4 separate regions of the Mus musculus genome follow, and all the other regions are linked to region 4. The links are chromatin loops, found by intact Hi-C in ENCODE. Cell type or tissue: left cerebral cortex. All regions are shown on one strand. Region 1 overlaps Irf2 (interferon regulatory factor 2). Region 2 overlaps Cenpu (centromere protein U). Region 3 has its middle 37 kb from the start of Gm39170. Region 4 has its middle 51 kb from the start of Enpp6.

The links. Hi-C counts contacts between places; a loop is a spot of excess contacts. Peaks named below come from ENCODE experiments on the same cell type or tissue, not always from the same donor. Only the 100,000 strongest peaks of a DNase experiment are listed, where the experiment ranks them.
Region 1: it touches region 4 in a loop (4-fold over the local background); 2 of 42 quality-filtered maps call a loop at or near these places.
Region 2: a loop joins it to region 4, with 3 times the contacts of the local background. A loop is called at or near these places in 9 of 42 quality-filtered maps.
Region 3: it touches region 4 in a loop (2.0-fold over the local background); 6 of 42 quality-filtered maps call a loop at or near these places.

Annotation. Positions count from the first base shown.
Region 1 is chr8:46,810,403-46,812,902 of GRCm38, reverse strand. The region is part of intron 5 of Irf2 (interferon regulatory factor 2); the gene reads right to left. Among named protein-coding and RNA genes, the nearest start is that of Gm39170, 19 kb to the left of the region's middle. In left cerebral cortex, no CTCF peak of the experiment used is centred here; a DNase peak (open chromatin) is centred at 1,451; H3K27ac peaks cover 1,729 bases.
Region 2 is chr8:46,568,082-46,570,581 of GRCm38, reverse strand. Cenpu (centromere protein U) reads right to left here. Exons shown (of 13, transcript NM_027973.4): 7 at 1,903-1,972; 8 at 503-611. Among named protein-coding and RNA genes, the nearest start is that of Cenpu, 17 kb to the right of the region's middle. In left cerebral cortex, a CTCF peak has its summit at 1,434 (motif pointing right); a DNase peak (open chromatin) is centred at 2,443; H3K27ac peaks cover 14 bases.
Region 3 is chr8:46,866,031-46,868,530 of GRCm38, reverse strand. No RefSeq gene overlaps it. Among named protein-coding and RNA genes, the nearest start is that of Gm39170, 37 kb to the right of the region's middle. In left cerebral cortex, no CTCF peak of the experiment used is centred here; DNase peaks (open chromatin) are centred at 104 and 983.
Region 4 is chr8:46,934,138-46,936,637 of GRCm38, reverse strand. No RefSeq gene overlaps it. Among named protein-coding and RNA genes, the nearest start is that of Enpp6, 51 kb to the left of the region's middle. In left cerebral cortex, CTCF peaks have their summits at 335 and 1,545 (motif pointing left); DNase peaks (open chromatin) are centred at 386, 1,582 and 2,266; H3K4me3 peaks cover 623 bases; H3K27ac peaks cover 781 bases.

The DNA of each region.
Region 1 (2,500 bases), 120 kb after region 4:
AATGAAGATATTTTAGAGGTGTAGCTCTTCCAATTAGATGGCCTTACAAAATGTAACTGAAGCCCAGAACATGATGGGTCAGTGGTGGGCAGGACCACACCTTGACCAGCACTGTGTAGATAGATGTTCATGTTCTCTGTCTTCTATTTAAACTTTTATTGCCTTTCGGGACCCTGAAGATGGTGGCCTTTCAGGTTCTTAAAGATGGACCTGAGGGTTTACCGGATCTTTCTGTTCTTCTCCACAATGTTGTCATATTGAAAAAAAATCTCAATTTTCAGTTTTCTACTATTAATTTGGCTCTTTTAAGTGGCTATTGAGGATGGGCGACCAAACATGGCTTGCAGAACAGGCTTCGAGATGAAAGCGTGGTCTAACAAATTATTAGGATGGTGTGAAATCTCACTGGGAGACAAGTTTCCCCATTGGTTGGGGGCTTTTCCTTCTCCCTGCAAGAGATTTCTGGGGAAACGTCCCATTTCTTTGGGGTCCACTGTTTGAATTGTCTGTTCACTTCTCTTCAAAAATACCTTCATTTCTGCCAAGCCAGTTACAACACCCCAGTTTCTGTTTGAGGTGGAATTTGTCTGTGTTTAGATGAACACAGGTTGGAATGAAGGAAAGTTAGAACATATTTATTGTCAGCTATCCATGCATAAAAAGCATTTTCTTCAAACCCCTTGACTTTGGGAAGAGCTGGCACAACCAACTTCATCTTGGTTTGAGATAAGGGTTTATCATGAAGCCCAGACTTCCCTTAAACTTAATATCCCCCTGCTCCAGCCTTGTCAAGGCCAGACTGACAGGAAAACACTACCATGCCCAGTGACTCCATTTTAACTCTGACAACGTCCTCCCTCCACGGATCCTTGGAGAAACTATTTTCTGAAACAGCAAGGAACATACAGTGAATGTGTCCATGGCCCAGTATGGCTGGTGGTTGTTTTATTTTATGAACCAGGATTTATTGTAGCACAGGCTGACTTCAAACTTCCTATGTAGCCTAGGTTTACCTTAAAATTCCTGACCCTCTACCTCCACTTCCCAGTTGCTAGGATTACAGGGCATATGCCATCAAACCTGGCACAGCTTACATACTTAGACTTTTAACAAAAAAGTAGACTATTAATCCTTTATTAAAGACAATCTTTTAACTGTAATGATCCCAAAGCCATTGTGGAATTAACTTTGGAATCATTCTGCAGATCGATCAATGCCTTTAGCAACTATAAACCCCAGAATTGGGAAAAACCCACCGGCCTGATACACGTTCTACTATAACACTGCATGCAAGACAAATGCAAAAGATAGCTACATCCAAAGGTTAGGCTGCACTAAGTATGATTCATCAGCCTTCCGCTGAAGGAACAATGTCCCTTGAGGAACACAGTGTTAATCATAGCTTTGTTACACAAGGATTTCATAACAGATGCTCCTGAGCAGGAGCTCCACCCACGTGGCTTCATTTAAGGCCGCTCACTTCCTGGATGAACATGGCTAAGTCTCACCAGGGCTGTGCCTACCACATTTTAGTGGCCCCACGAGGCTGATGTAACCAAAGCTACCCTTTTCTTACGAGGACCCCCACATGCCACCCACCCTAGGAAGCACATTTCCTTACATTCCTACAGCCCCGGGATGCTGCATGTCTCAGCCTTGACTGCTTCACCGGAAGTAGTGTGTCTGTCTTAAAGAGACATAACGTAACGGCCAGCCATATAACCTTTGGTATTTGATACTGAATGGAATATAGTGGTTACGTGTGGGGAAAATATAGTGAAAAGTAAATGTTATTCTGCTGTTGTTTTTCTACTCGCTGCAATTATGAAATTAAATCTGTACTGTAAAGCCCCTGACTCCCACCATACAGAATAAATATATCTGCGTTTTTAATAAATGTTCATGCTCCCACTCAGTTATCAGATATGTATAGTTTGCTCTATGCTAGTCACTGAATGCTGTGAACATACTAAATATGAGACAATCACACCTAAGAGTACAGTGAATTCTTCAAACTAGGTATTTGTGGTGGGAAAAAAAAGTTATACATCTCTTACTGAGATGTAGAGATATATTTGGGACACTCAAAATGCAGGTCTAAAAATATCACCATGGAAAACAGTATGGCTAATAATTAGTTTTTTTATAATCATAGGGAGAAAATAATGCTGTGTTTTGTTTTGTTTTATAAAAAGAGACATAGAAAATGTCCCTAGACTGAAAGCAAGGTCACTCGTGGTGGCTGTGGTGGCTCTGGTCCATGATCCAGTACTAGACAGGCTGAGGGCAGAGAGCTGCTGCAAGTCTGGGGCTAGCCTAGGCTACACAGTGACACTGTGTCTCAAAGAAAAACCAACCAAGCAAGCAAAGAAAGAAAGAAAGAAAGAAAGAAAGAAAGAAAGAAAGAAAGAAAGAAACAAAGAAAGAAACAAAGAAAGAAAGAGAGGAAGGAAGGAAGAAAGAAAGGAAGGAAGGAAGGAAGAAAGAAAATTCTGGGTTC
Region 2 (2,500 bases), 370 kb after region 4:
AAAAAAAAGGAGAGAACAAAGCCAGATTTGTGCTGGTGGAAGATAGGCCAAACCTGACTGACTGGGCTGTTTTTTCAACTTTCCCCACCCGAGGCTGGACCAGACAACTGAAGGGGTGTGTGTACCTAGCACAAGAGTGAAGCCCTGATGTGGCGGCTGCTCTCTGCCATGAGTGACGCAGGCTATGCAGCCGTGGGCTCTTCCCCATCGCTGCTCTCATGGGAGCTAACAGGGACTGGAGTGGGCCATACTTGCCATACACCACCTGACTGAGAAAAACCAACAGCACTGGAGAAACACACTTCTAGATCAAAGTCTACGAGGAAGTCGAGAATAGATGAGCCAACAACTCGCACTAGCATAATTAATGTACGCAAAGGGACTCTAATGAACGCACAGAATCATCTGACGCGTGACAACATCGGGAACAGGGATGGACCCACCCAGTGCCACTCCGAGCACAGCTGACCAGGCCCACCAGTGCCAACATCAAGGGACTTACTTATACTCCAGGAAGGTTTTCTCAAATACAGACAGAATAACATCCAACTCCGTTATGTCACTCTGTCTCTTTCCTTCCAGACACCAGATATGCATACTTTCAGAACCATCTAGAATATCAAGCACATTGTCAGTTTATACACTCGATATCTGTAACCTGGCTCGAGGCCCAGGCTCTGAAACCCTGAACAAAAGCAGCCCCACCAGAGTGTAAACACAGCTAGAGCCACAACCGCCTCTTCCTGCGCCAGGGCAGTCTGCCGGCCCTGCCTGTGTCACCCCCTTGCTTCCTGGGACAGGGGTGCACCTGTCATGTGCTGCAATGGGGCCTCTTTACAGCCACATTAAACTTTATTACACAGGTCCCCATGACATTGCTATTTCTGTTTTCAGTACCATTTTTTAAACAAAATAGCATACAGTAGGGGTTTACAATACTTGGGAAATTGGGAGATTTATATTTTATGACTCAATGACTTGACTCTCTACTCCTCTATGAAAAATAAAAACACCTTGATAAAATTGTACATAAAACTGTTCAGGGGGTGGGAGCAGCTCATAAAGAGGCTGGAGATGTGGTCAAGACACCTTCCCAGGATGGGCAATGCTGGGAGCCCAGCCCCTAGCACTGCAAGGGATAGAAAAATGTAAGCAAGCAAGCAAGCAAGCAAGCAAGCAAGCGGGAGGGAAGGAGGGAGGGAGGGAGGGCGGGAGGGAGGGAGGGAGGGAGGGAGGGAGGGAGGGAGGAGAAACAAGAGGGTAGGGTGGGCCATACAGGCTTTGTTTATAAAGCCTAAACCTCAACACTCAGCCCCCACAGCAGAGTGTAGAGAGCACAGACTGCAGCATGGAAGCCCATCTTTTTATCAGAAGTTCTTTACTTTTATGATGTCTATGAGTCTATGTGAATGTACGCAGGTACCCGTGAAGGCCAGGAGAGGGCACTGATCCTGGAATTGTGGTAAACTGCCTGATGTGGGTTCTGGGAACTGAAGTTTGGACAAGTGAGGAGGAGAGGGGAGGGAATGGGGGTTAGATTTTATTAAAGCACATTGTATGCATGTATAAATATTCATTTTTAAAAATTTCATGACAAAATGATTTAAAAATGTTATTCCAAAGCCATAATTTCTTAATCAAGTGGCATTTTAAGTCAGAGTAATGGTGTATGCCTTTAGTCCCAGCACTCTGGAGGCAGAGGCAAATGGACCTCTGTGAGTTCAAGGCCAGATGGTCTACACGGTGAGTTCCAGAACAGCTAGAGCTATGCAGCGAGACCCTATCTCAACACCTCCCCCACAAAACAAACCTGTCTGCTATTTCGACAACTAAGACAACTTAAACTAGCCTTCTTCCTGAGACACCCTGTACAAGTGACGAGCCACAGAGTGCCATCAGTACCTGTGTCTGTGTGTCCGCGCCTTGGTCTCTTCCTCCTGCCAGGAGACGGCCGCACTTTCTTCTGAGTTTTCTACCAAATAAGAAAACAAACAATATAACTCTTTAATTTAGGAAAAATTATTTTCCTTGAAATTTAAGGATTAGGACGACAACATTATCAAACCACCAACTGCTTTTGACTTATTTAGGACTTAGAGAAGATTAATACATAATCTCAGGCCAAGCAGGTCCCAGTACAGGAAGCAGCAGCACCCAGCACACTGGGGTGGTGAAGTTTAACTATGCCTATGGGATCACCTAAGAGAGGACAGCAGCGCAAACTCGCTGAGAAACACTCCCTGGCTGGCCGGAGGCTGCGAGCGACCCAATTCCTAAGGAAGCCTGAAACCAACTCCTAACAGGATCCATCAGGAAGATCACAGGGTTGTGCTAAGAAGAATTCCAAGATGACTGGCAGGCAGAATTCCCTCCCTCTGGAATAAGTGGTGCCTGTGAACAGCGGGCTCTTAAGTGTGAGTAAGAACACTTCTGTAGCCTGGAGCGTCTGGCTGGCTTTGCAGGCACCACACTTCAGGAGCCACGTGATCAGCACCTGCCG
Region 3 (2,500 bases), 68 kb after region 4:
CCATAGTTGACTCCAAACAGACCCAGCTACTGCTGAAGTCAGTCCCAGAAATTGGCTGGCACATTTGATTCTTGATTCTGGTTTTGCCTGCATGCAGAATGCATGAGTCACGGGTTGACGAAGGCTTCCAATGAAGTTGTGAAAGAGGGTCTGGAAGCAGTGTAAGTCTTTCAAGCTTTAAAGAACCAGCAGAACCCAAAAGCTTTTCAGTCTCTCTACAGAAGACATCTGCTGATAAGTTGTCAGAAAGCCCTTAAACAAAGAAATTAAGAAACCTAGGACAAAGTCCACAAGATTCAATGTCTTGTGACTCTACATGTCCCAAGGTCTTGCTCTGAAGACACTTCACACTAAGAAAAAATAAGACGAATGTGAATATGTTAAACTTTTGGCCAACAGATTGAAGGAATAAAAATTTAAAAATAAAATAAAAAACACCACTAACAACAAGAAACAGATTGCCAAGAGATGCTGACTGTCCTAGGTAAGAGCTTGTATTTCTGAGTCCAGTTAAAAATATGTCTTTAAAAGTAACAAATGATCAGACCTAGGAGGAGGAGGAGGAGGAGGAGGAGGAGGAGGAAGAGGAGGAGGAGGAGGAGGAAGAGGAGGAAGGGGAAGGGAAGGGGAGGGGGAGGGGAGGGGAGGAGAGGGGGGAAATCTCTAATGATAATGATGGACAGACAGCTCCATAAGGAAAGGAAAGAGCGCAGAGAAATGCTGAGAAGAACACATGAAGACAGAGGCATATATATATATATATAAGTGTGCTGTAACTGTGCAGCCAAGAATGTCTGAGGATGCTAGACACACAGGCGCTTTGGGACACTATGTCCCTTGTTACACGTGGCTTTCAAACTTTTGGCCTCCAGAACTCCAAGAGAATAATTTTTATTTTAAGCCACTAAGTTTATAGTAACTTCTTACAACAGCTCTAGGAAACTAATTCATCTGTGAAATGTGTTCTGACGACAGCTGAAGCAGATCAGCTTGTTTCTTCTTCTGTCTGGAAAGACAAGGACACAGCATGTGATCCTTGGAGTGGGTGAATACTTGAAAAGGCATTACACATTTCATTTATCTTTTGTGATGGTATGAAACCCAGAAAAGTGGGGTTGAGAAACTTGGGGAAAGAAACTATAGAAGATGTTTGTGCCAACCATCTCTGATCAGCTCCTCCTGACACAGAAGTGGGGGAGAAAAATCTCTCCAGATGGAATTTTACTTCTTGGGTTTTAGGTGAGAAAACGGCAACAGAATTTCCCTGTTTATACTGACTTCCAGTTGTTTTAGACCCAAATACCCCTCATGGCAAAGCAGCACATTAGACTAGCATAGTCTGGATCTCTTTAATAATATAGGGCAGTATTCCCCAACATATCCTCTCTAGTGCCCCATCCTTGTAACCTTTACAAGCTTACAAGATTTCCCACTATCTGTGCCTATGCGTTTCACATTGTGCACTCTATATAGTAAAGACTGGGTGGCCCAGTAAAGAAGCCTGCTTAGGTGAGTGCATTAAACATGAGAAGATCAACATCGTTAGTAACTAGATATATCCAGATCAAAAGGACAACATTCTCAAGGAAATGGGATGGTGACGCCAGGTGTTAGTGAGAATTTCACGCAATTGGCATTTTTTTTTAAAGATTTAAAAAAAAATTTACACAGGGGTGTGCATAGATTAAACACACAAGTGACTAACTCTGAGTCACTAATAACAACAGGTAGATGTCACATTAAGGAAAGAAATGAAAGCACTTTCCCGTGGAATCAACTAACCAAGAGCAAATCCAGACTTGAATTCTCTACTTTACACTCCCTGTGTCTTCTGTCCTCTCTCTAGCTGTTGTATGAGTCTGGATCTGTGCCTGCTGCCTGGAGGCTGTCTTGTAAATCTGTTTCTCTCTCTCTCTCTCTCTCTGTGTGTGTGTGTGTGTGTGTGTATCTGTGTGTATATATCTGTGTATATGCATCTCTCTGTGTTTGTGTATCTGTGTGTGTTTATATGTATACATATATATGTGTATATATATATATGTGTATATATATATATATTTGTGTGTGTATCTCTGTGTATGTATTGTGTGCCCATGCATTGTGTGTGTAAGTAACATGTGTGTGCATGTATCATATGTGTGTTTATTTGTGTGTGTGTGTATATATATATATATGTATATGTGTATATATATGTGTGTGTGTGTGTATGTGTGTGTATGTATTGTATACATGTATTCAGTGTATACCTATCTATATCTGGTTTTGTGTGCCTGTGTGTCTGTCTCTGCCTGTCCTTAACAAAGGGCTTTGCTCTGTTGTTATTGAACAACACAGAAGGCATCACAGGAGAAGGAATAGGGTACCTTAGAGACATCTTGAACAAGGGATTAAGCCACTGGCTCCAACTAATCTCTACTGACCCAGACAACGAACAGTACAACAGATATCATTGTTTATTAACCAATATCCAAATATTACATTCAAAATTTGTGATGGATAA
Region 4 (2,500 bases):
TAACCAGTCAAAAGAGGGTCTGTGGTAGAGTGTTTGGTATGCAGGGGGCTTGGGTTCAACTCGCAGCATAGAAAAGAAAAACAAAGAAAGAAATCCTTCAAGAAGAACTAGCTTGTTTTTATTAAATTTTTGTAACGAACACCAAATAGGCTTTGAATAATGGTTTCTCCTGTGGAAGGACCTGCTGTGAGTCCACACTGTGCACACAGCAGGGAGCATGGCCCAGGTCACCATCCAGTGAACGTCCCTGCTCACTTAGTAATGTGGGTAGCCATCCTGTGGAGGGTCCCTTCCCGGTCTCACTTTCCTTTCAACCCTGTAGATTCCAACACTTGGTGTCAGTATTGCCCCAAAGCCAAAACAGGATCAGGCTGGAAATTAAGAAAAACCCGAAAAGCTCTGGAGTGTGTTTTCAGATTCGAAGGCAGAACAGCGAACAGGAACCCTGTGAGTGCCATCGCTAAGCTGGTGGCTGGTCCCGCAGGAGCCAGAGCTGCTAGGGAACAGATGGGGAGGGCCCTGAGCCTGTCTGGGACAGGGGTTTGGCACTCTGGCTAAACTGATTGCCCCGCAGCTATCTGGCCCTCCTGGAGCTTCTTTCTCGCCCATGCTAGTACCCGCTTGTTAGGAACTTCCTGTGGTCCATCCTTGTCGTAGTAAATGCTTGGTGCCCACGGGTATGAGGGGAACAGCACGTAAACAAACATACGCAATAGAGAAAAAATGAAGGCCAAAGGAAAGCAGGCTGGTTGACGGGTTATGGGTTCTAGAATCATCCAGACACCTGATGTCCTCTCCCAGCCACTGGGCTGTCTCTTTCTTGTATTTCTTCCCATTTGCTGCTGCTCCTCCTCCTCCTCTCCCCCCTCCCCCTCCATCTTCTTCCTCTTCCAACTCCTCTACTCTTCTCTCCCCTCCCCCCTCCTCTAAATCATACTCGAGATCCAGGTAAATTTATGTTTGCTGCTTTATTGCTTTTTTTTTTTCCTAAGCCACAACTGCTCAGAGCTTGGGATGTCTATCACTTCTCACCTAGGTCTACACCAAGCCCGGTCCCCCTCTCCCTGGTGTAGAAAGGGTCCTGTGTCACCCAAGCACCTGTGCCTGCATTGGGAGAAGGCAAATGACACCTTCGTCATTTATAAATGCTGAAACCACAGTGCCCCTTTCTTCCCTCACTCCATTCCTCTCTCTCTCTCTCTCTCTCTCTCTCTCTCTCTCTCTCTCTCTCTCTCTCTCTCTCTCGTTCCCACGATGTTAAATCCATCCTGCCTACGGGATTTTTTTTCCCACTAATTGCACCACCTGCTTAGTTTTCTACCATTCTTCCTTGGTTTTCAAGGAATCACTTGCTTTTTTGTGTAGTCGTTCATGGGATTCAATACACGTGGCCATTTTCTTGATAGGAGCAAGAGAAAGGTGTGGACAAATCTTACCTTGGGGCTTTGCCTTGCACTGAGGAAAAGAACTGCGGCTGGGATGCAGCCTGTGGCTTATCCACCCCAGAGATCCGGGAGCAGATGTGAACTCTGCCCTCTAGTGGGGAAAGAGGGGGAAAGCCGCTACCCTGACCTCACCAAGACCAGACCACATCTACACCAATGGGAACCTCCTGAAGGATGATACACTGTGGATCCTTACGCCAATCCGCCAATCCTAATTTGGACCTGAATTTATGCCCAAAGGATCCATAGGAAGAAGTAAAGACGGGATTTTCTCTTAGGGGTGCCACCGACCCTCTGCCTCAGTGGGGAGATGCCTCATGTCCCGCTGCTGTGACAGAATGCCTGAGATAAATCAATGTAAACACCAGGTTTATGTGACCAATACTTTCAGAGATTTTTAGTCTACATTTGTGTCGGGTCTCGACTCCCCAAAAATGACAATCTGGGTTCGGCTCAGGCTTACTTGGGCCAGGTCAACACTTAGCATTCCTTAGAAATCTTGTAAAATGGGTTTCTGCTTGCCATGAAAACTGTTACCTTCTTATAAGCTCCTGCAGTCTCCGGAAATTGCATTGAGTTCCCTATTAACTTAAACAGTTCCCCAGTGGGTCAGAGCCCCATGCTCGTTCCCAGGCCGCTCCAGCTAACCCACCCTCCACCCGCTGCAACATGTCTCCTTCTAACTGGCAGGACTCTGCCGATATCCATGCTGTTTTCTCTGAATCCCAGGAGACAGCCTTGGTGGTTGAATAAACTGTTTTCCTTCACCCACAGAGCTGTCTAATTTTGGCAGTTTCACTTCGCCTTTGCTTACAAGTAGATGACACACATTGGTTCTAGGATGACGGAGGATGTGGGGGCGGAAGCAAGTGGCAGAAGTTGGAGTGGGATTCGCCTCATGGGAGCTGAGGAGCAAAGAGACAGAAGAAAACATTGACCCCCTTTAAGGACACAACAGCCTAACTTATTTTCACTAGGCTCCATCCCCTAATGATGCTACTATCTCTCAAAAGTATCAGAGGCTGATGACCAAGACAGCCATTTGGGAATATTGA